3 separate regions of the Mus musculus genome follow, and all the other regions are linked to region 3. The links are chromatin loops, found by intact Hi-C in ENCODE. Cell type or tissue: heart. All regions are shown on one strand. Region 1 holds the start of Hnrnpul1 (heterogeneous nuclear ribonucleoprotein U-like 1). Region 2 overlaps Cyp2s1 (cytochrome P450, family 2, subfamily s, polypeptide 1). Region 3 holds the start of Tgfb1 (transforming growth factor, beta 1).

Evidence for each region. Hi-C counts contacts between places; a loop is a spot of excess contacts. Peaks named below come from ENCODE experiments on the same cell type or tissue, not always from the same donor. Only the 100,000 strongest peaks of a DNase experiment are listed, where the experiment ranks them.
Region 1: a loop joins it to region 3, with 4 times the contacts of the local background. A loop is called at or near these places in 8 of 42 quality-filtered maps.
Region 2: it touches region 3 in a loop (2.7-fold over the local background); 3 of 42 quality-filtered maps call a loop at or near these places.

The regions. Positions count from the first base shown.
Region 1 is chr7:25,750,813-25,758,812 of GRCm38, forward strand. It overlaps Hnrnpul1 (heterogeneous nuclear ribonucleoprotein U-like 1), which reads right to left and starts at 3,947. Exons shown (of 15, transcript NM_144922.3): 1 at 3,529-3,947; 2 at 53-178. The coding sequence starts at 3,823. Axl (AXL receptor tyrosine kinase) reads right to left here. Exons shown (of 20, transcript NM_009465.4): 20 at 5,688-8,000. The coding sequence ends at 7,850. In heart, CTCF peaks have their summits at 3,740 and 4,353; DNase peaks (open chromatin) are centred at 2,493, 4,289, 4,329, 5,379 and 1 weaker place; H3K4me3 peaks cover 3,919 bases; H3K27ac peaks cover 3,635 bases.
Region 2 is chr7:25,801,055-25,809,054 of GRCm38, forward strand. It overlaps Cyp2s1 (cytochrome P450, family 2, subfamily s, polypeptide 1), which reads right to left. Exons shown (of 9, transcript NM_028775.4): 6 at 6,990-7,131; 7 at 4,817-5,004; 8 at 2,862-3,003; 9 at 1,415-2,705. The coding sequence ends at 2,509. Among named protein-coding and RNA genes, the nearest start is that of Cyp2s1, 11 kb to the right of the region's middle. In heart, CTCF peaks have their summits at 4,673 (motif pointing left) and 4,879; DNase peaks (open chromatin) are centred at 1,327, 1,877, 2,607, 4,827 and 2 weaker places; H3K4me3 peaks cover 1,406 bases; H3K27ac peaks cover 2,114 bases.
Region 3 is chr7:25,682,996-25,690,995 of GRCm38, forward strand. It overlaps B9d2 (B9 protein domain 2), which reads left to right. Exons shown (of 4, transcript NM_001362154.1): 3 at 296-421; 4 at 2,986-3,567. The coding sequence ends at 3,299. Tgfb1 (transforming growth factor, beta 1) reads left to right here and starts at 4,007. Exons shown (of 7, transcript NM_011577.2): 1 at 4,007-5,228. The coding sequence starts at 4,874. In heart, CTCF peaks have their summits at 3,791 (motif pointing right), 5,255 (motif pointing right) and 6,051; DNase peaks (open chromatin) are centred at 696, 3,946, 5,136, 6,346 and 4 weaker places; H3K4me3 peaks cover 4,540 bases; H3K27ac peaks cover 4,375 bases; H3K27me3 peaks cover 1,312 bases.

The DNA of each region.
Region 1 (8,000 bases), 68 kb after region 3:
AGCGAGATGCAAGGTCTTACTTAGAAGAGAGCAAGCGTGGGAGCCTTCCTACCTGGGTGATATACTTGCTGCTGTGGCTCCATGTCTAGTGGTCTCCTATCATAGCTTGACTCATTTTCTTGCTTGATGACTGGTGTCTCGTAGAATTGGTTCTGTCTGGTAATATTGTCCATGACATCTTAAGATTTTAAAAAAGAAAAAAAAATCAGTTAGATGAATGCATTTGAAAGTACTTTTGTAACCAAGACATCGGCCTTCACTCAGATTGTCGGAAGTCCACCTTCAAATGGTAACCTATTTAGGTAGTAGGTGTCCCCAGCTTCCTAAGGCTATGTCCTCTGTGTCTCAAAAGTCTGCAAACAGATCCACAACTGAATACACTAAACTGACTGAGGAAGAAGTTCTACAGTTTAAAAGAGATAGTAGAGTCAAAGAAGTAAGTCTGGCTTGATTTCTGAGCAGTACATCCTTAGAGTAGCTTCTACTCTGGAGCTTAAACTTAAAGAAATGGAAGCTACTCTAAGGACGTACCAGGCACGTCACTGAGCTGTTAACACTAGTCTCTACTTTAAAGTATATTGCTTAGAGTTGACTTCAGGGCCCAGTCTTCAAAACCAGCTCTCTGAACAGTCCCATTCGTCTGTGACTTAAAACACTCCTGCCTGCCCCTGCTTTTTGATGTAGATTAAGTCTAGGGCCTCATGCATGCATCACTAGCACAGGCAACGCAGTATACAAAACCTCAGGATCATAATGGTGTCCAGGATTACTAAGAATAGGTCCCCAAATAGCTGGAGCTAGAACTGGTTAGGAAAAGTGTTCTATCAGATCAGGAAGTGATGAAGAGGGTTAACAGCAATAGTAACTACTTATGGAATGCATGTCATATACACATCAGACCTTGGGATGCACGTGAGTATTAACTTGCCCCACTAAAGCATCCAGTTTAGGAAGACAGACACTTACACTGTAAAATTATATATCACACTTTATGTGAAGCACCAAGAGATAAGAAAGATCCAGTAAGGAGCAGATAAGCCTCAACTCAAAGGATACATAGTCAAAGGCTCAGTGATGAGATCAGAGAATATTCCTGGGGAAGAATAATGTCTCATGTGAAAAGCCTAGAAGCAGAATTACAGTGGAAACAAAGAGAGAACGTTATGAACTTAGGACGGAGAGTATGTAGCTCTGCCCCTGGGGTAAGCATGCTGATGGGTACCTCCAGAGCCCTGCTAGAAGCTGTGCCAGAAGCAGCGAGGCAGAACCACAAGGAAAGAGACTATTGTGCCACTTGTTAACTGGATTCTTTCTCAGAGGACAAATACATCTGGGCACAAACCAGGTGCAGCCCAAAGGGAGGAAAGCAAGAAGTCATGTGGCTTGCTGTATATAGTATCTGTTTACCAAGAATGAAGGAAGTACTAGAGAAGGATACCTGAAAGAGGCGCTTAGATGATTTTGTTGGTGTTGGGGTGTGTGTGTGTGTGTGTGTGTGTGTGTGTGTGTGGAATGACGATGTCAAGGGACAGAGGATCTCCTTAACTGCAACACAAGGCCTCTTCACACTATTCTTCCTCCTCCAGTCTCAGGACAATGTCTTCCCCAGAAAACCTATGTTCTTTCACCTACTAGGGGATAGGCTGCCCTAGAGAGGATATGATGCTGGCTGGGGTCCTTTTCTACTCTCTACAACATTCCCCTAAAGACAGGCAACCTTGTATGAAGCCCTTGAAACACACGATCTCATGACTATCAACTCTAGGAGGACAGTCTTACCATTCCCATTTTACAAGGAGACCAGGCTCAGAGGGGCAATGATCTGCTGATTTCAAGAAGTCTACAGTTGGTTCTGAAGCATCCAACTCTCTTTCCCAGGACCCTTTTGCTAGAAGCAAGGTTAAGGGCAGCATCCTCTCGGCTCTTTCACAAGCCTTTCTTGCCAGGGTTTCTCAGCTCTGGATACATTCACAGGCCACTCCTCCCTTCTTAGCAGGGAATTGTCCATGGAAGACTTGCCAGCACAGGGTAATCCCTAACACTCTACATCTAGGGTGGCCCCTCTACAGGATCCAACTTCTTATGAACAATTGAGTAGCAATGCCAATCCCAAGACTCTTTTGAGGACTCATTTTTTCTCTCTTTTTACTGTTTAGTCCCAAACTCCACAGTGCCTTCTCAGAAAAACACTCTAAGTCTTGGACACCACTGTGTCTGGTTCCAAATTCCCTCTCATACCAGGGTCTCCTTTACTCAAAGGACTGCTCTTTGATGCCAATCCTAACTAGAGACACTTTGGGCAGATCAAGTTCCCCCATATTCCCTGAGCACCCCATCTCCCTGAGCATACAAGTAACTATTTCTGGGGACTCAGGAGCCCTCTCTTGGAAAGGAATACTCCCTCTGCTTCATCATGAGGCCCCCAGCCAAAGCAACAGGTTTTCTTTCTTTTTCATACCCTCCACACTTCCCTCCCCCACACCTGCTAGACTAGCCACATGATCCCTGGCACACACAAGGGTCCCACCAGAGTTACCAACTCATTCCCCACAACTCCTGTTTCAAAAACTACCCATAGTTAAGAATGCAAGGCCACTCAGCAGAAACCACAGAGTACTAACCTGAGTCCTTCCAATTCTAGGCCCTCTAGTTTCTTTGTCCATGAGAAGATTCTGTCCTTTCTTGTCACCATTTAGATCCCAAATCTCCTCTGGAAGCCAACTAGATAGCCTAGACCTCCCAGTACCAAACATACAAGTTGTACCTGCCCTCAAGGTTGACCCTGTAACCTCGAGGAAATGTAGGAGTTGGGGATAGGGGTTTCCAAATCTGCTGGTCTTTCATTACCTCCTAAAAGGCCACCTGGCACACACTGGAGAGTTCAGTCCATGTTTTGGGAGACTCTTCCCAGCCTTGGACACCCGTAGGTCCAAAGTGCCAGTCCACCCCCAGCACTAAGCAGATCTTATCCCATCCGTGAAGAAAATCAAAGATCTTCTACCCTTAAAATTCTCCCTGACCTGCACCCTAGGCCATTCTTCCGCTACCTGAAAATCCAGCTTTTGAGACTCAGCCCAAACGGTGGACTAGCATGGCTACCCCAAGCTGTCAGCTCACCGCTCGGCTAGAATCTCTCATTTTCCAAGACGCCGCCCCCCGACACCCCTTTCCCTAAAACGTCTAGTTCTTCCGACTTTTTCCAACTCAAAGCCACAAAACAGAACCCCAAAGCAGTTTCCAGTCTCCGAATCCCAGGATATAAAATCCTCCCCGCCCGCCCGCTAGGACCCTGGTCGCCTTAAAATAAAATCCATCCCCCTCCACACGGTTTTCCTTGCACCGAAGGCCAGGATCCGCCCTCAGGCTGCCCCGAGGCCCTGGCCGCAGATCCTTTACAACGGCAGGTGGCAGGATCCCTGGCTCCTCAGACCATCTCCTGGATCTCTGTGGAGTCGAGCTCCCGCGTCCCACAGCCCGTCCTCGGCCCGGACTCCAGGCTCCCCGGTCCCCCGCCCCGCGCACTCTCACAATGTCCGTCCGGCCCCGAGTAGCCGCCGGGCTCCGGGTGCGGCTGCAGCCCGGGCGGCGGTGGCTGCGCGGTCCCCTCCAGCTCGGAGCCCCCCTCGGTCTCGACCTCCTCGTTGTTGTGCCCAGGTAACCCCGGATCGTCGTCAGCCTCGAGCTCCCGTTCGTCTTCGGGCTCCTCGGCCTCTAGCGCCGCCAGCAGCCGCTCAGCAAGCTCGGCCTTCAGGCCGCGAGTGTCCAGGCCGCGGCGCTGCAGCTCCTCGCGAAGTTCGTTCACCTTCAGGCGACGCACATCCATGGCCCGGGCCCCCGGGGCGGCCCCCGAGCCTGGCCCGGCCTCCCAGGGCTCTGTCCCCCCTAAACCTTGCCTGTCAGGAGGCGAAGGGGGAAAAGGGGGGGCCACTCCAATGGCGGCGGCGGCTCAAGATGGCCGCCGCCGCCTCCTCCCCCTTGCCCGGACCGTACGATGTAAAACGAGTCTCAATTGGTCAGCGCATGGGGCAACGGGCGCGGGCCCGGGAACCAAGCCAATCACAGTGTGGCTTTCAAAAGAACGGTACTAGAGGGCTCAGGAGCTGCCTAAGAGGAAGCGTTAGCCTACGTTGAAGTCGCGGCCAGAGTGGAGGGCGGGAAAAGGCGAGAGGCGGAGCAAGCGCTGATTGGGTAGCGCTCGCGCGCCCGCTGCGGTACAGTCAAATGAAGGAAAGGGAGTAACGACTTGGAGCCATTAGCAGCCAGATCTCAGAACAACCGCCCAGTCTCTCCGCGCCGTGCTTCCCTCAGACTCTCTGTAAAACACATTCTAACTGGTCTTCATCTCACGCCCCCTCGCGGAGGCCAAGCGGGTAAAACCACCACAACCAATCAAATGCGGCGGGAAGAGGCCGGCCAACCCTCGTCTTTCCTGTTGCCTTTCGGGAACCGGAAGGAGATTAATTCACCGAGGCCCCGCCCCTTGCCGTTAGGGCGGTTTCAAAACAACCTGTTCGCCAATCGCAGTTACTGTTATATTTCACCACTGCCAGAGCTTGAGCGCTTTAGAAAAAGCGAACTAGATTGGCCATTCTTGAGAGGCTTGCCTCTCAAAGTTCTCCGTACAGCAGGGTATAATACGGAATGAAAATCAAGTGGATCTGTTACTCATCGTTTGTTAGAAACCCAGTTGCCTTTATGAGAAACAACAACAACAAAATTGGTCCTGGAGAGCGCTGAAGGGTTGAAAGCAGGGGCTAGGCTAACAACGGGAGAAAAGTTGTGTGGTAAATCGCACCCCTCCCTTTGATGCACAACCTCCCAGGGCGCTTTCTCTATGGTTGCTAGACAAGCCACTCTGCACGCAACCATAGAGCCTTCCCGCTCTGGGCATAGCTGCAGAAGTTCGCGGCTTTCCATCTCGAATCCATTAAACCGTTGTTGCTCAACCTCAATCTTGCTGTGTCTACTCTGACCAATTCGCACACGAGAATCCGTAATTACGACAGGTTGTGTTAATCCATACACCTGTCGCCCTTTGCTCAGAAGACAAAAACTTAGTGAAATAACACCGAGACGCACAACGCAAATGTGCACCGACATCTATAGCCTTAACTCCCAACAAAAGCCACAAACACTCTCTATTAGACACACGCAAACATCCCACAATAAATGAATAGGCGTGACAGGCCAAAAGCATCAATTCAGGATAAGACTTCAAACGGCAGTGTAGGTGTGGCACAAGCATGCAGCATCGTGCGACAAAGCTCAGCTAAGACAGTTCACGCTACAAGCTCACACCACAGCAACCTAGACACACAGCACCCACTCAGCAGCGGGACAGACACTCACGTGGGCCCGAGGTTCCAGTCCAGACACCCCGCCCCTCGCCCACGTCGGACTTCCTCTCTCCTCCCAGCTGACCACAATGATTTGTTTTTTGAAAGAAAAAAAAAAAAAAAAAACTTTGTGGCCCGGATTGAACTGTACCCAGTTCTCAGGAACCACCACCGGGGGGCGACCGGGCGCCGCATAGGGTTCTTGAAATGGTAGTAGTCACAGACTAGGAAAAAGTGAAGACTCGGATCTTTGTCCATCTGTGGTTCGAGGTGTTCTGGTCCATCTTTCCTCAACAATCTGAATGTTTGCCTATGTGAGAATCTTTTGTACTAGTCTGGGCATGTTAGTTTATTTTCTTCTTTATTAAGACAGTCTCATGTAGCCCAGGCTGGCCTGCATCTCTCTGTGAAATCAAGGTCAACCTTGAAGTCTTGATCTTTCTGCTTATACCTCTCAAGCGCCGGGATTATGTGCACCATGTTGGATTCTTGAGTGTGTGTAATGCTTGTTCTGTGTCTGTTACTAAAGGTTCTTCCTATTGCTGGTGAGTACCTGCCTGCTGATGTTTGCAGATTTACAAGTGTGGGTTTATATGTTTCTGTTACTGTGAGTGCATAACTGGGCCTTTGCATTTGTGGCTAGGTTTGCCTGAGCATGTGCACTAATTCACATGTCTGTTACTTTGGAATGTTTGTGTAAGACCCTGTCGGGGATCGCTCTCTCCCTCCATCCCTCTCTCTCTCTCTCTGTCTGGCTCGCTCTCTCTGTCTGGCTCTCTCTCTCTGTCTCTCTCTCTCTCTCTCTCTCTCTCTCTCTGACAGAGAGGGAGTATTCCTCAGGGCTTTCTGAGAGTCTGACTTTCCTTGGTTGTATATATTTGTCTATGTGCATGGTTCATGTCTACTCTCACTAATGAAAACATTCCCATGTGTCCCTCAAACTCTTCTTATTCTTTTTATTGAGGTCAGGGTCCCTCTAGGTAAGCCACGATGGCCTGCAACTAACTTTCCATCCTCTTGCCGCTCAGGTGTTGGGATTACAGGAGCCTTTCTTCTCACAGTGGGGAAACCGAATCTCTAGGGAGAGGGGACGTAGCACAGTTGAATGGACACAAGAGACAGAATAGTGACTGACAAAAGTTTTATGTGATCTGAGCCTCTCTGGAGGCACCAGAGTCCACACTTCAGAACAGGCATAGGGGACTGGCTCAAGGGGCAACATGGCCCCAAATGAGGGGAGATGACCCATCCCTTGGAGGAAAGCAGGCATTCCCAGTGCATCGCACAGGCTTAAGGTGGGGTGTACCCCACACAAGGAGAGGAGGAGCATAGGTGCTTAAGGAGGGAAAGGACTTAGGATGGCTACAAGCGCCCACCCTTGGAGTCGTACCTAATACTCTAGACTGTGGACCTTTAGAATCTCAGACACTCAAAACATTGGCTCCATAGTGCTTAGAGATTTAAGATCTTTAGACATATGTATTCTTGGGCATTTAATTATGTGCTAGAAAGGCAAAAAGCAGCATAGAACCTAGAGGTGTCCAGCATTAGAAGTGGTTAGAACTTTGGTGTCTCATTAGTCCTCGTTAACTGGAGCCTCTTGTGACTTAGATGCTGAGGACCCACAGCATCCTACAGGGCCTGAGACGAAGATCAGGCCAACATTAGAGTTTTAGAGTTTAATAATCTGGAATCCTGGGAGCAGATGACGTGGAAGCTTAGGAATCTAGAACCTTGGACTAAACTTTAGATTATCACCACATCATAGCTTAGAAACTCCATCTGGAGACTCTTAAAGCTTTGGAATTTCAGAGTCTAGAATCATATTTCCTTGAGATACAGGATTTTTATATAAAAGAATCTATGGTCATAAGGCTTCAGAATCTGTAGTTGACCATCACTGGGGTCTTAGAAATTAAAAAAAATAAAAGTTTGAAACATTATGATCTGGAGTATTCCAACATGAGCCCTAAACTGTTAAACTGGAGAAGCAGTATGCCTTAGAACCTTCATGCCTAGAATCTTTAGAATTTAAAAATCTACAATCTTCCACTGACAGGACCCCTGGCTCCAGAAAAATAAAGTCTAGAAGCCTTAGGTCCTGGAATCTCAGAGTCGTGCAACCTAAAACCATGGGAGCATTGCCACGAATTATAGAGCCAGAAAAATCTAGAGCCATAGAATCTCAGAGCCTTCGAGCAGTGGGCCTGTCTATAGCAACAGCGCTGCAGACCTAGAAACAAGCATCTCGGTCCAAAGACTCATCATCTTTGAGAACTTTGAACTCTAAACTCAAACCTTAAAATCTAGAACGCTGGGATGGAAGATGTGAGACGATCCCTTGAAACTGTTATGGATAGGGTGCATAAGGCATGGACTGCATCTGAGAAGGGAGGGAAGGCCATTCTGCATCTGGGGAGAAGGCCTGGAGTGACGGAGTGGGGGGGTGAGCTTTCCCCCAGTGGCAGTGCCTAGCTTGGGTCCTGAGAGGATGTCCCAGGTGGAAGATTGTCTCAGGCTCCGTCCTCCTGCCCTGGAGGTGCTGGGCAGCCTCTGTCAGCAGACAGAGTGGGTCCTGGGGCTGTAGAAGGACAAAGGACATAGCGTCCAGCTGAGTGGACGTCAGCTGCAGTGAGACAGCTACAGGAATCCTTAGGATCAGGT
Region 2 (8,000 bases), 120 kb after region 3:
ATACGGGTGCTTGGGATTGGACTTGAGACCTCTGGAAGAACAGCCAGGGCTTTTAACCGCTGAGCTGTCTCTCCAGCCCTTCAGAAAGCTTTTAAAAGGATGATATAGCTCTGGGGTGGGTACAGATCTATAGGTCGCTCAGTCGGCAGTGCTCACCTAGCAGATGATGAGGCTTCGGATTCCATCACCAGCACCAGTGAGCCAAAAGTGCACACCTTTAATCCCAGCACCCAGGAGGCAGAGACAAGTGGATCTCTGAGTTCAAGGCCAGCCTGGTCTACAGAGCAACTTCCAGGATGGTCAGGGCTACACAGAGAAACCCTGTCTCAAAAAAGAAAACAAAACAGGCATAGCGGAGCACACCTGTGATCCTAGCACTTGGGATGTAGAGGCAGGGGGATCAGAAGTTCAAGGCTAGCCTTGACTTTATAGAGAAGTCAGCCTGGGCTACGTAAGACCCCCCCTCCTCCTCTTCTTCCTCCTCGTCCTCATTTTAAAAGATTTTTCAAATGACATGGTTTCTCTGTGTAGCCCTGGCTGTCCTAGAACTGGGTCTGTAGACCAGGCTGGCCTCGAACTCACACAGATCATCCACCTGCTTCTGCCTCCCAAGTGCTGGGGTTAGAGGCATGCGCCACCACTGCTTGTCTAAGGCCCCATCTTGGAAGAAATTAAAAGGCACACATGTTCAATTATTTTCTAATATTTTTCTTAAAATAACCTTAACAAAGGGTGATAAGTGAAACAGACCTAGCAGAAAGTTAGTGGTCACTTTATTTTTTATTTCTGTCAGTAATGAAGATGGAACTCTGGGCTCTATACATGGTAAGCTACATCTCCAGGCAGAGTCGATAGAATTGATGGTTGTTTAAAAAAAAAAAAAAAAAAGGCCGGGCAGTGGTGGCACACGACTTAATCCCAGCACTTGGGAGGCAGAGGCAGGCAGATTTCTGAGTTTAAGGCCAGACTGGTCTACAAAGTGAGTTCCAGGACAGCCAGATTTACACAGAGAAACCCTGTCTGGAAAAACAAAACAAAACAACAAAATGAGTGAGGGGAAAAACAACCAGGAGGGAAAGGGAGGGAAAGCACGGTAGTGGAACCAAGCGTAGGATGCCCTGGCCTGTGTCCTTAGTGCCTGTGTGTCAGTATGTGCTTTCAGATTTGGAGCCCTTCCAGAGACCAGATCTGTTGTTGGCCGAAGACTTTCCAGTGATCCTGAAGCAGGACAGCAGACAGCCCCAGCCCTGTCCTTTCCCTTCCCTCCCCCTCAGCTTCACATCTGGCACTGATGTAAGCAGCGAGGTGGGCGTGGGCGAGGTGGGCGGTAACCATGTTTTTCGGCTCCCTCCCAGCCTCAGGGGAGGGGCGGGCTCCCTCGTCCCCACCCCCTTACTCACACAGGCAGAGGGGGTCCGTTCGGGCCAGAAACAAACTTTTATTGCAAAACGGGAACCTTCAAGTCACAAAGAGGTCAGCTATGGCTTCTGTCCTGATAAGGAGGGCTGGAAACAGCTAACAGCACTCCCCTGCATCATCCCTGTGAGGCCAGTTAGTCCTTCCAGGAGGAGGATACATTTCCAGCACTCTCATGAGGACTTGCAGGCAGCTCAGAGATCAGAATGCGTTTGAGAGCAGGCCCCTGATAACATGACTGGGAAACCCTTTTTCTTTGGGTCGCTGGTCCTCATTTGTAGAAGGTCTGTGTGCACAATCACAGACCAGGAAACCTTTATATTTGGGAACATTTGTTGGAAGGAGCGTGCTGGAGGGGCATGGGTGTGGACGTGACTGGGGAATAGTATGTCGTCACGGTGTGCCTCAGTGGGAAGAAGTTTGGAAGGGCCAAGATCTTGTCACATACGGTTTGGCTGTGTGGATTACTGGCTGGTGGCCGTTGATAGAGCCACTCATGAGCCTGGATGGTGGTGAGGTCATCCATGGGAGTAGACAGAACATCGTTCTGGCTGTGACATGACCCCAGCTGGGGCTTGCTGTTTTCTATGGCGGGGACCCAGCAACAGCGGTGCTGAGCGTGTTAGACAGAGTTAAGAGTCCTGAATACGGTTGGGTTGTTTGTGTGTTTGTGTAGGCAGTCGCTGGATTAGAGTTGTGAGCATACAGAGTCGTGTGGTGGACAGCGGGGTATCTAGCTATATGCTTGCAATTCCAGATGGCCTATATTACATGATGTAGGCTGAAAGCCTATGCAGCTCATGGTGGCGCATACCTGTAATTCCAGCGAGCAGGACACCGAGGCGGGAGGATCACAAGTTTGAGTTCGGCTTGTGTCACCACATAACAAGATCCCCGTTTCAGACAGCCCTCTCCAAAAAGAAGCCTATGCATCAGTTGCTGTGCGGTTGTGTAGTGGTGTGGTCCCTGGTCTCCACAGCTGCCTTGATACGTGGTGTGTAGTGTGATGTTGCTTCTGAGACACCTGCTTCACACACACCCTGAGTAAGGCTCTTTCAGCCCAGAGGGCTCCCACCTTCCAAACTCCTTCCTTCATCTGGACTGGTCGCCAGTGGGCCAGACCCGCAGCTGGAAGTCCGGGGGGATGTTGAAAAGTCCACTGATGGCTGGCTTCAGGCTCAGGTCACCCGGCGGGCACGGGGTCTCCAGGGAGAAGGCTTGCAAGATGGAAGTGAAGAAAAGCCACAACTCCGCCCGAGCCAGGCCTTCTCCCAGGCAGACTCGCTTACCTGGCAGGGAAGGACTGAGTCAGCTGCGGTCACATCTGGCTCCACAGATATGGGGAGCCGACAGAGACCCTGGGGTGCAGGAACGTGCTCCTCAACTGGAGCTCACACCACTGGCCAATTAGCACCTTCCAATTATCCCTAAAACCCGGTAGATACCTAAGGAGTAGGGCAGGAAGGCTTCGTGTTTTCTCAACCGACCATCTTCGTCCAGGAAGCGGCCTGGATGGAACTCTCCTGGGTTCTGGAAAACCGCAGGGTCATGCAGTATGGAGCCAATCAGAGGGAAGACCTCAGTGCCCTGAGGAGACAGGGAAAAGCTCACACAGTTGGGTGTTCTACACCCATACTTTTAAGATAACCTGATTAAAAATTAAGATTTGTTTTTTTTAAAGATTTATTTGTATTTAGATTTTTTAATTTTAGTATTTTGAATTATGTACACGTATGTCAGTGTGTGTGTGTGTGTGTGTGTGTGTGTGTGATATTCATGGATTCAAGAGCATCAGGTCCCCCTAGAGCTGGAGTTACAGGCGTCTGTGAGCCACCCAACATGGATGCTGAGAAGAAAACTTGGGTCCTCAGCTATGCACTATGCTTTTTAAGTAAACACGTCTGTGCCCCCCCCCTCTCCTCCCATTTGCTCCTACTTTCTTTCTAATAGACCGGGTCTCATTATGTAGCCCAGGCTAGCCTTGAACTTGCAGCAATTCTCCTGTCTCAGTCTCCCAGTGATGGCCTAGCAGGCATCTGCCACCATGCTGGGATAGCCAAGCGTTTTCTCTCAGTATTCACACACACTGCCTTGTATAAAACAGGTTCACACAGTGGCCTCACTCCTGTCCTCACACCTGGAATCTCTGGAATAAAGCTCAGGAAGGAGGCAAGATTGCAAGTTCAAGGCCAGCCCATGCTACTTAACAAGATCTTATTTCAAAAGAAAAACAACCAAACCAACCAAACAAATACACAAACCCCACAAAGGTGTGTGTCTAGGGATGTAAGTCCGCGATAGAACATTTGCTTAATGTGTAAGAGGCCCTGGGTTCAGCCCCTAGCACCTTATGTGGGTGAGGGGTGATATAAAAAAGATAGAGAAACTAAGGCCCAGGGAACTTAAGCAGCAGCCAAAGAAATCCCCGGGGGAGGCTGGCAAAGTGTGTTATTTTTATACTGTTTTGAGATTCTGGGAGTCTGTTGTGATTCCAAGATTAAGTTGTAGCTGTACGAAGCCATCTCTCTGGGGAATGTCCCAGGGAGGCAAAAGACAAGAGTGTGTGTGGGAGGGATGTCCAAGAACGGACAGGCAGGGAGGGCTGCAAGGCTATCTCTCAGGCCAGATAGAGCTTGTGTATTCTTGGGGCTTTGGTGTAGAGGGGAAAGGCAGGCGGAGAAACCAGAGCAGAGGGGCAAAACATGACTTGCTAGGGAGTCTGGCCCATGGCGTGTGAGCTGTGAAGGTGAAGGAGCTCCCAGAAGAGCATCATGGGACTGTTATTAAGGAACAGAAAGGCAGGTTGAAGTGATTAGAGCTTAGGTTCTGGGTTCAAATCTTGTCTTCCCACTCTCTGGCTGGGTACTCACATCTTAGTTTTTCCTTCTGTAAAATGGGTGTGATGATTACATAGGATTGCTTTGCAGATGAAAGAAAATAATACTAACAGAAGGCATCCAGAACAATAGCTGACACAATGTGAGGGGTTGTGACATCGTGACTGTCTTCTGTATGTATATAGGGCATCCATCCACCATCAAGAGCTGGGTAGATGTTTTACAAGCATCATCTTACAAGTCCAAATGACCATTATTATTATTATTCCTGATTTCAAAGAGGAGCATATTGAGGCTCAGTGTATGAAGCAATTTGTTCAAGTTCCAGCTAAGAAAACAACGGGGCTAACATAAGGATTTGATTCCAGAAAGAGCCGCTGCTGCTGTTATCGCAGGATTGGGAATATATCGCCCCCCGGTGGTTCTATTCTGAACTGTTTTTCAGTGGAGGCGGGAGAGAAAGAGGTGGATGGTGGTTGGGGGTGAGGATCCTCCAGAGACAGGGATATCAAAACGCAAGTCCCAGGGCAGAGATAACTGCTCTGGCTGTGCCATACACCTACCTTGGGCAGAGTGTACCCTCGGAAGCAAGTGGTCCTCGTGATGGTGTGGGGCATGCCCATGGGTACCAGTGCCAGGAGCCGCTGTGCCTCGTGTAAAACGGCATCCGTGTAAGGGAGGCGAACTCGATCGCTGAGACTTGGAGCCCTGCCAGGACCCAGCTCCTGTATGAGCTCCTCCCGGACGCGCTCTGAATACAAGAGGAAGGTTGCAGGTCAAGGGTAGGATGAACCCTGGGATCTTTCTCCCAGAAGCCTCATCTTGTACAACAGTGGTTTGGGGGTGGGACTGGCAGCCGATGAGGAGCAGTGTAGGCCTGGGGTCTCGTCAGCCTGTGTTGGATATTGTATCTATTTTGTCTTAACTTTCCTAGCAAAAAATGGTGTTGAGACTGGCTGTCCTGGAAATCACTACATAGACCAGCCTGGCCTTGAACTCACAGAGATCCATCTTCCTCTGCCTCCCAAGTGCTGGGGGAGGGGTGTGGTTCATTCTGGGCTAGCCTCAGTTCTGACTGTGACTGTCACCTCTCTTTCATTGTTTTCTGTTTTGCCTATAACCCAGGCTAGAGTGTATCTCAATGTGTAACCAAGGCTGGGCCTCAAACTCACAGCCTACTATGTGCTGGCACTGCAGGTGTGCCCTACCACACCTGGATGGTGACTCTTCTTGTGTGTGTGTGGGTGTGTGTGTGGGGGGGTTGTGTGCACACAGTGTGCTTGGGTGTATGCACGCACACCAGAGGACGATGCCCGTGTCCCGTGTCCTGCTTCATTACTAGCCACCTTATCCCCAGCATTCATCACTGGGCTTGGAGCTAGGCTGGCAGCCAGCAGTGATTTTCCCATCTCAGCCCCTCCTCCCTTAGTGCTCTAGAGACGTACTGAGCTTTTTACATGGATGGTGGAGATTTGAACTCAGGTCCCCATGCTTGTGCAGCAAGCTCTCTTACCCTCTGAGCCATCTCTCTAGCCGGGTTATAATTTTTAAAATCCAGGCTTGATCCAGTGTCTTGTGAAGTTTGGATTCTTCTCCTTTTGTGGGCCTGGCTCAAGATGACTTTAATACAGTCCCCGCATTTTTGTCTTTTGTCTTATGACAGGCCCTTGGTATGTAACCAAGGTCTTCCTTCACTATGTAGAAAAGGCTGGCCTTGAACTTGTGTCAATCATTCTGCTTTAGGCCTCCTGAGTGCTAGGATTACAGGCAAGACCTACAGTCCATGTTCAGCCTCCCCTAGAAAGCATCCTTCCTGTCTGTAGCTCAGGGTAACGACACTGTCTGCAGTTTCCCAGCTAGAAGCTCAAGTCTGCCCCTGGACAAGTCCTTCCTTCCTTCCTTCCTTCCTTCCTTCCTTCCTTCCTTCCTTCCTTCCTTCCTTCCTTCCTTCCTAGTTCTCCACAACCTGCCTGTTCTGCTTCTATCCCACTGTCTCCGTAGCCTGGCCTAGCCCTGTCTTAGGTCTTCAGGTTTCTGTCCACCTTCCTGAGTGCCTTCATCATTTACAATCCACTGTGTGCGTGCATGTGTGCGTGTGCGTGTGTGTGTACGTGTGTGTTGCGGGGGTGCTAACTGGGAATGTTACCCAGAGCCTCATGCTTGCTAGGCCGTCATACTCTACCATTGAGCCACGTCCCTTCCTCTCACCAGTGGATCCCAAGCAAGGGCTCTCAAGCTCCCGTCATTGCCCCTGAGACTCTAGGCAGGGACTCCATCACTGAGTCCCAGTCTCCTACAGTTCATTCTGTCCTGGAAGCGCAAAGGTTTTCTAAAATGCAGATGCAAACTGGGTGTGGTAATTTAATACACTCTGCACTTGGGAAGCCAAGCCAGGACGCTGAGTTAGAGGCCAGCCTGGGCTAAACAGTGAGTAGCAGGCTAGCTTGGGCTATACAGTATGATCCCATCTCAAATAAAAATAAATGCATAAATAAATCATATATCTTCCCTGCTCAACATCCTTCTATGGCTCCCATGCCTGGGGACAAGGTGACAAGGTGGCACAGACGGATCTTGTCTCGCCTCTCACTACGTCTTGCACTGTGATCAGAAGTTCTGGAAGCCCTGACCTCTCGGGGAATTTTAGATCATGACCTTTTCATCTCCCTCCACATTCTGTCCTCTGGAACCGTCGCTCAGGTTCCTGGGGCCTGCCTGGCAGGAACAGTTTCTTACGCTGGACTTGAGGGTATCTCAGCAGGAGCAGGAGGGCATAGCGGATGGTGGCACCGATGGTCATGGTCCCAGCAAACAGCAGGTATGTGACCGTCATCAGCAAGTTCTTCTCGGTGAATTCTGTACCTGGGTCTTGTTTCTCCTGAGGATTGAAATAAATGTTTGAGACAACTTGAGAAATGAGGATCTGTTATTTAAGTGGGATTTAGATTTAAGTTGTTTATTATTATTATTATTATTATTATTTTCCAGACAAGGTTTCTCTGTGTATCCCTGGTGGTCCTAGAACTTGCTCTGTAGACCAGACTGGCCTTGAAGTCACAGACATTCACCTGCCTCTGCCTCCTGAGTGCTGGGACTAAAGGCATGGCAGGTGAGATTCAAGATTTTTAAAAAAGATCTTTTAAAATTTCATGTGTGGGCATGTGTGTGCCATGGCATGCATGTGGAGGTCAGAGGACAACTTGTGGCAGCTGGTTCTCCCTGTCCACTGTGTGGATCCCGGGGATCAAACACAGACAGTCAGACTTGGTGCCAAGTCCCTTTACCCACCGAGACAAGCCATTGGTCATTACTCCCATTTGGGGTCTCATGTAGCTCAGGCTGGCCTCAAACTTGCTATATAGATGAAGATGGTTTCCTGCCTCTGCCTCCTCGGCGCTGGGATGATAAGTGTGAACTACTATACCCGGTTCATGTGGTACTAGGGGTGGGGCCCAGGGCTTCTTGCTTGCTAGACAGCTCTACCAACTTGTACACAGAGACATGGAGGTAGAGAAAGAGACCTGAAGCCAGGCCTGGGGGGTTAGCCCTTAGGAGGCAGAAACAGGGGGATATCTGCAAGTTCCAGGCTAGCCTAGGTTTCAGGGTGAGTTCCAGGCCAGCCTAGGCAACAGAATAAGACCATATTTCACGAAGAGTAAAAAGGGAGGAGAGCAATAGATATCCTCAGGAGCTCGCAGTCCGTAAAGAACAGACTAGAATCAAGAAGGGATGGTCTCCTCCCCAGGG
Region 3 (8,000 bases):
CTCACGTGCTCTTCAACCCCTCCAATTTTTCTTTAGAGACTGAGACCCACATTGTAGCCCATGCTGACCTGACACTCATCAGGCAGCCCAAGAAAGCCCCAAACAAACTCCCAAGTGCTGAGATTTCAGATGTACACTGCCAGTGCCAAGATCTGGATCCAGACACTTGGCTCTAGAGTCTACACTGTGTAACTCCCACTCCCAGATACCAGAGGGAACAAACTCATTGCCACGGCAGGTCCCCTTCTTGAAGGTTGCTATCCCCCAAACCCTGATGTCCTGGTTCTCATTACAGGGGCCGCATGGAAGCTCCTCTCAGGTGTACGAGAAGGCCAGACACAGGTAGACACACCCCAGATAGGGGACATGGCTTACTGGTCCCACCCCATTGACCTGCACTTCGCTACTAAAGGTCTCCAAGGTGGGTACAGGATGACAGGATGGGGAGGGGCAGTCAAACTAAGAGGAGCTGGGCTTGGAACACCATGGCTGTCTGCTCCCTGTACTTTGTGGGTCCCTTTTCTGGTACAGCCTCCCCTAGAGCAGTGCATTTGAGGCCTCACCCGAGCTATTCAGAACCCTAGGCCTGTGGAATGTGCCGGAGGTTGGGGTAGAGAAGATATCAGGAAGTGGGGGTCAAGTGGGAGGGGCCTTTGACTAACGGCCACTGAGGAGGCTGCATAGGGTAAAGAGAGATAGATAGGGAGGAGAGGGACAGGAAATGGGCCAGTTGCCGTTGCTCACACAGGCAGAGGTTCTGCTCAAAGGGGAAGTGAGTCTTCGAGGGAGGAGGAGGGTATCATGTCAGTGCAGCTTTTCTGGTTAAAACACAGCAGATTCTGGGAATGAGGACTGTTGACTGAGCCTACGTCTGTCCAGCTTGAGCAGGGACATCCCCAACTAAGAAGGACCCTCCAAGCCCTGTCATCAAGGGTTCCATTATAGGTAGAAGATAGACCTGTTTCCAAATGTGGCCAGCACAGAGGCCCTGGAAACACAGAAGTCATCTCTGATTGGTCCCATGGCCTTATAGGGCAGAGCAGTTAGAGTTCTGCTGTAAAGGGCCAAGAGAAGCTAACTAGGCCCAAGGACAAAGACAGAGGGTGGAGTCAGAGAGCTGGAGCCAGGTAGAAATGGGGAGGTGTGTCCTGGGTATTCGCTGTCTGTGGGTGAGAAGGACAGTGGGGGATGAGGCGGCAGGGACAGAATGTAAGGCCTCGCCTGCAAAGGCACTAAGACTGATTCTCGAAGGCTCTGGGGAGCCCAAGAAGAAATGGATGGATCAGATTCTCCTTCTGAACAATTGTACTAGTTTGTGAGGGTGATACGTTGGAAGTTTTCCTCAGTCCTGGCCTTAGCTGTCTTCCTCCCTGTTTGCTTCCTTCTTAGTCTCTCAGCTCACCAACAAACCCTGGCGGCTCTGAAACCCACTTTTGTTTCTCACCCCATCCCACCCAGCCTTCTCTGTCCATCTTCTCTTTCCGGGACCATTTTTTGTTTTTTGTTTTGTTTTGTTTTGTTTTGTTTTTCAAGACAGGGTTTCTCTGTATAGCCCTGGCTGTCCTGGAACTCACTCTATAGACCAGGCTGGCCTCAAACTCAGAAATCTGCCTGCCTCTGCCTCCCAAGTGCTGGGATAAAAGGCGTGTGCCACCACGCCCAGCCTTCTGGGACCATTCTTTCTTTCTGTCTTCACTGTGCTCTCAGGGTTGGATACTGGACTGGACCCTGGGAGGACCTAAATACAGCATGTTCTTCCTCTGTATGGAACCTGCCTGCAGGCCTCCTATCGCTCAAGAGAAAAGCCGGAGCCTTCTCTGGCGTCACAGGCCTATGGAATCTGGCTGTCACCTCTGTCCTTTGTTCCCCACGACTCCCCGTTCTAGCCTCATTGGCCCCACCAGGCTAGCTCCTACTTCGGAACTTTTGCACTGACTGGATCTGTCATTCCCCTAGGTGCCTAGAGAGCCCACTTCTTTAAGCATTTATGTTGCATCCTGGTTGGCTTGTTTGCTTTTTGAGATAGAGTCTCAGAACATAGTCCAGCCTAGCCTGGGGCCTCAGCAGCCCAAGTGTGTGCCAAAATGTCACCCTTCAGATATGTAGCCCTGGTTGTCCTAGAACTCATTGTGTAGCCCAGGCTAGCCTTGAACTTCTGGGGATCCTCTTGCCTCTACCTCCCAAGTGCTGGCATTCCAGCTGTACACTGCAGTGTTCAGCCCCAAATGTCACCTTCTTTAGGAAAGCTTCCTTCAGCTGCTCCCCAATTTTCCAAACTACATCTCCACCCCTCCCTTTCTGGCTGTTGTTTTTCCCCAGAGCGGTTATCACCATATGACATACCCTATAATTTACTTATTTACTATGTTGGTTGTCTAGGATGTCAGCTTCACGGGGCAGGAATTTTTGTCTGCTGTGTTCATTGCTGTGTCCCCAGCCTGGAGAACAGGGCCTGCCAGGGGAGGGCTTAGGGTTGGGGGGGGGGGGGGCTGGGCTGCATCTCCAAGCATTGGACTGTCAGGCTGGGACACTCAGCTGTGCATTGAGGCCACTAGAAACCTAACGAAGGGGAGAGATGGCTCCACTGGGGAAGAAAGGAAATCTGAGTCAGGTGCGTGAGAGCAAAGCAAGTCCATGAGGAGGAGGGCGGAAGGGGTCTAAGCTGAGGTGCTGACCTGGGGGCCTGGGAGAGTGAAGAGACCACAAAGGGAGGTCAGACGAGGCCAGACTTGACTTGAGAGGTTGGACTTTGTTCTGTGGCCCAGGGGAGTCATGGGAGGGTTTTGAGCAAGAGGGTAATGTGGATTGCTCTAGATTCCTGTGACTACTATGTGGAGTGAGTGGGAGATGAGAACCCAGAGAGGAAATTCAGGCAATAATCCAAGGTAAAAGTACTGTGCGAGGTCTCCAGTGGTTTCAATGCTGGGAACCCGGGAGCAGGGTTCTGCCCCTTTGTCCTTTTCTCTAACGCCTCTCCTCCCGCAGGTTGGCCTCGACTCCATCTCCAGGTGTGGTCCCAGGACAGCTTTGGCCGCTGCCAGCTTGCTGGCTATGGCTTTTGCCATGTGCCTAGCAGCCCAGGCACTCATCAGCTGGACTGCCCTACATGGAGGCCCCTGGGCAGTTGGAGGGAGCAGCTAGCACGGGCTTTCGTGGGTGGTGGGCCACAGCTGCTGCACGCAGATACCATCTACAGCGGGGCTGACCGCTACCGCCTGCACACGGCCGCGGGTGGCACAGTGCACCTTGGTATCGGCCTGCTGCTGCGCCACTTCGATCGCTATGGAGTGGAGTGTTGAGGGACTTCATTGCTACTAATCGCCATCATCCACTGAGCACATAATGGCACAGCAGTGAAGCAGGCACGTGGACTCTGGAGACTGTCAGTCCTGATCACCCCCAAGTCATGGCCCCTATGCCATGGACTGCAAGGCCAGGAACTCCCCTGTGGCCCATGCTCCACTGAACTACGGGGTAGAAAGGGCTGTGGGTTGGAGGGACATGAGCAGGGCCCACTGTTTGGACTGTCGGGGGCACTTAATAAAAGCGTGTATTTCTCATGGGTAAGGTGCCTCCTTGTATCCGCTAAAGCTCTCAGACGTCGGTCTCCTTATTTCACTCTCCTTGACACTCTCATCCGCAAAGTCTGCCCCTGCCTTTCGCTCTCCACCGCCTAGGTCCCCACTTCTAATACAGGACTCTGTTTTCTCACGAAGTCCCAATTTTTCCTTTGACCCTTCAACAACTCCCAAATCCACCGGGGCGCTTTGGTTGGTCACCGGCTTTAGTAGTGCTCCGCCGCCAGGAGGCAGCACCCTGGAGGTGGGGCGAGGCCGGGGTGCCCGCCCCCTCCCCGCAGGGCTGAAGGGACCCCCCTTGGAGCCCGCCCACGCTAAGATGAAGACAGTGCCCCCCCATGCCCTCCCCCTGGGGCTGCCCCCGCCCCGCGCGCGCTTCCTGGGTGGGGCCGGGGCGGCTTCAAAACCCCCGCCGCCCCAGCCGGTCCCGCCGCCGCCGCCGCCCTTCGCGCCCCAGGCCGTCCCCCTCCTCCTCCCGCCGCGGATCCTCCAGACAGCCAGGCCCCCGGCCGGGGCAGGGGGGACGCCCCTTCGGGGCACCCCCGGCTCTGAGCCGCACTCGGAGTCGGCCTCCGCTGGGAGCCGGCAAAGGAGCAGCCGAGGAGCCGTCCGAGGCCCCAGAGTCTGAGACCAGCCGCCGCCGCAGGGAGGAGGGGGAGGAGGAGTGGGAGGAGGGACGAGCTGGTTGAGAGAAGAGGAAAAAAGTTTTGAGACTTTTCCGCTGCTACTGCAAGTCAGAGACGTGGGGACTTCTTGGCACTGCGCTGTCTCGCAAGGAGGCAGGACCTGAGGACTCCAGACAGCCCTGCTCACCGTCGTGGACACTCGATCGCTACCCGGCGTTCCTCAGACGCCCCTATTCCGGACCAGCCCTCGGGAGCCACAAACCCCGCCTCCCGCGAAGACTTCACCCCAAAGCTGGGGCGCACCCCTTGCACGCCGCCCTCCCCCCAGCCTGCCTCTTGAGTCCCTCGCATCCCAGGACCCTCTCTCCCCCGAGAGGCAGATCTCCCTCGGACCTGCTGGCAGTAGCTCCCCTATTTAAGAACACCCACTTTTGGATCTCAGAGAGCGCTCATCTCGATTTTTACCCTGGTGGTATACTGAGACACCTTGGTGTCAGAGCCTCACCGCGACTCCTGCTGCTTTCTCCCTCAACCTCAAATTATTCAGGACTATCACCTACCTTTCCTTGGGAGACCCCACCCCACAAGCCCTGCAGGGGCGGGGCCTCCGCATCCCACCTTTGCCGAGGGTTCCCGCTCTCCGAAGTGCCGTGGGGCGCCGCCTCCCCCATGCCGCCCTCGGGGCTGCGGCTACTGCCGCTTCTGCTCCCACTCCCGTGGCTTCTAGTGCTGACGCCCGGGAGGCCAGCCGCGGGACTCTCCACCTGCAAGACCATCGACATGGAGCTGGTGAAACGGAAGCGCATCGAAGCCATCCGTGGCCAGATCCTGTCCAAACTAAGGCTCGCCAGTCCCCCAAGCCAGGGGGAGGTACCGCCCGGCCCGCTGCCCGAGGCGGTGCTCGCTTTGTACAACAGCACCCGCGACCGGGTGGCAGGCGAGAGCGCCGACCCAGAGCCGGAGCCCGAAGCGGACTACTATGCTAAAGAGGTCACCCGCGTGCTAATGGTGGACCGCAACAACGGTGAGCTCCGAGGGGCCGGGGAGCCAGGAGGGAGCCCCCAGGGGGCGCCGGAGTGCAGGGGTCACCGGGAGGAAATTACCCTCAGAGGAAACTGGCTGGAGGAAGGGGAGCCCTGGGGGCACCGGGACAACTGTGTGGGTGTCCCAAAGAGGCTGGCACTTTCCCGTACCCCAGGTGTCTTTGAGAGGAATAGACAGCCTGCCAAAGTGATCCTCTCCTAGAAAAGCAAGGTCGTGGGGAGAGTCCCCTCTAGAAGAGGAGCATTTGGCAGGTTTTGTTTTAAGTTCCCCTAATGGTGCCTAAAAATGCAGGGCTCGCTGGGTGGTCTCTTTCCAGAAAGGTAGAACCCAGCTCAAGAGAATGGAAGGTGTCCAACATTTCGGAATGGAGATGCAATGTGGAAAGCCGACCCCAGACCGGGTCGTGAGATGGAGAGAAAACCTAGGGGATGGGTACCCTAGAACTGCCAAATAAAATCTCTAGTGGGCTTACTCTCAGAAAGCGACAGGCGCACGCTAGAGAGTGTGATCTGTGGAGTCACTACGGGGTTACAAGTGAAAAAGGAAAGCGACGTTGTTGGGAGAAGGACTCTAGAGAGGAGCAGAGAGGGTGCGGAAAATGAGCCCGGAGGTGTCACGAGTGTTTTGCTTGGGGGCGTAAAAGAGCGCGCGAGCCGGCAGGCGGAGCCCAGTGAAGGAAGCGAGCGAGTCCTCAAGAAATCTAGAATACTGGGTCATTGGGAAGGAGTCATAAAAAGGGGAGACTGGCTTAGGAAGGTGGCCCCCCGCGGCAGCCAGGCAGACGGAGCAGGGATACCATGCCATCCAGGAGTGAGTGGCGAGCGCCCCTCTCCTGGGCGTGGAAGGGAGTGGCTGAGCCTCTGGAGTCGAGCCCTAGAGGAGCAGCTAGAAGTAGGGGAGAGGCAGTCTTCAAAACTCAAATGAAAAAACCGAATCGGTAAGGATGAGGAAGCCCCCACGTGGGTGCCACGCGCGTGGGGAGGAGCTTGCGCTTCTTGGGGGGGTAAGAGGACCCCACGGAACTGAACGCTGACAGGCTGTAACCCCAAGGTCCCAGTTCCTCCTACCGGAGGCTGGGGAAAACCCAGCGTCCGGTCGCCACGCCCTCCTCCCTTCCCTTTCCTTCCCGTGCCCGGGAGGAGGGGAGACAGAGATCGCGCGCGGAGCCTGGGGCGAGACGAGGCAGGTCCGGATCCCGCCCTCCCTAGGCTGTTAGTCTCCCGCCCTCCTCACCCCAGTAGTGGGCGGGGAAACTCACGGCCCCGCCCTGTAGGCGCCCACGCGGGACCCAAGCGTCGTGTGTGACCGGGGAACTTTAGGTGTCAGTAGCTTCTCCAGGTTTCACCTTCCTAACCCCAGAGGTGGACTTAAGGATTATTTGCACATTGCTGGACCCAATTGTGGCTCAGGCCTAATGACACCCCTCCCTAGCCACGACTTAATGTGACCTCTTCGTTGGAGAAGTCCTTTACTCTCCTGAGACTGTATTTCTTACGCATATATCTCTTCCGGCATGTGCCTCTCATTTCCGTCTCCTCTCCCACATACCTATTCATCTCTATGTCACCCCATTTCCCTCTGCGACACCCACAATCCTTCCTGCCCTCCTATCTCTCCCCTATCGGCTACCCCCAGCTGAGATCCCATCCCTCCATTGTGGTTTGCTGAGTAACAACCGAACCAAGAATAGAGGCCCTCTGTCCTTCATCGACGTCTGGGATCACCATCTCATCCCCACTACAAGAAGCCAGAAGCCCCAGCAGACGCAGAATTTCGGGATTTTGCCCCTTCGTTCCCCAGTGCAGACATCCTTTAGGCTAGGAAGCCCTTTAGTGAATGGGGCTCCCAAACCTGCAGTCACTCTTACCTAGAAATCCTCTTTGCTGCTAACACGACCAGGAAATGGGCTAAAGAGGGGAGTAACTAATGACACTGATGACAGGCAAATGATAATAAACCCCCACTGGCCAGGAAATGGCAGAGTTTTGGGATTAGGACCACTGTCTGGTTGTCTCCATCTGATCCCCCCCTCCCCTGCTTATCCTCATTCCCACTCAGTTCTCCCCCTCCATCCACCTCCCATGACTTACTGACTCGCTGTGCAGGGGTGGATTGGTACGGGGTGCGGGCTTCCCCTTCTCAGGAGAGGAGGGGGTGAGGGAAGGGGATGTGAGGGGGGACTGGAAGGAGGGAAAGCTGAAGTCGGGTTATAAAGTGAATGAATGAATGAATGAATGAATGAACGAACGAACAAACAAATAAATGGGGGGGGGCAACCCAATCCCAGGCTGCCAAGTCTGTCTATGACTGTAGTCCCAGTACTGGGGAGACAAAGGCAAAAGGACTGCTTCAAGACCATCCTTGGATACACAGTGAATGTGAGACTAGCCTAAGCTATGAAATCCTGTCTCCAGAACAAAAGAAAATAAACAAAAAAATTAGTCCCTGGGGCGGGAGAGATGGCTCAGAGGTTAAGAGCACTGGCTGCTCTTCCAGAGGTCCTGAGTTCAAGTCCCAGCAACCACATGGTGGCTCACAACCATCTGAAATAAGATCCGATTCCTTCTTCTGGTGTGTCTGAAAACAGCGACAGTGTACTCATATATATAAAATAAATAAATTAATTTTTAAAAGCTTTTAAAAAATTAGTCCCTGTAATAAGGTGGCTTGAATCTTACCATGTTGTGAAGTCTCAATGCCTTTATCTTTTGTAAAGTGTTTAAAATGATATCTTTACCATGCACTGTATTCC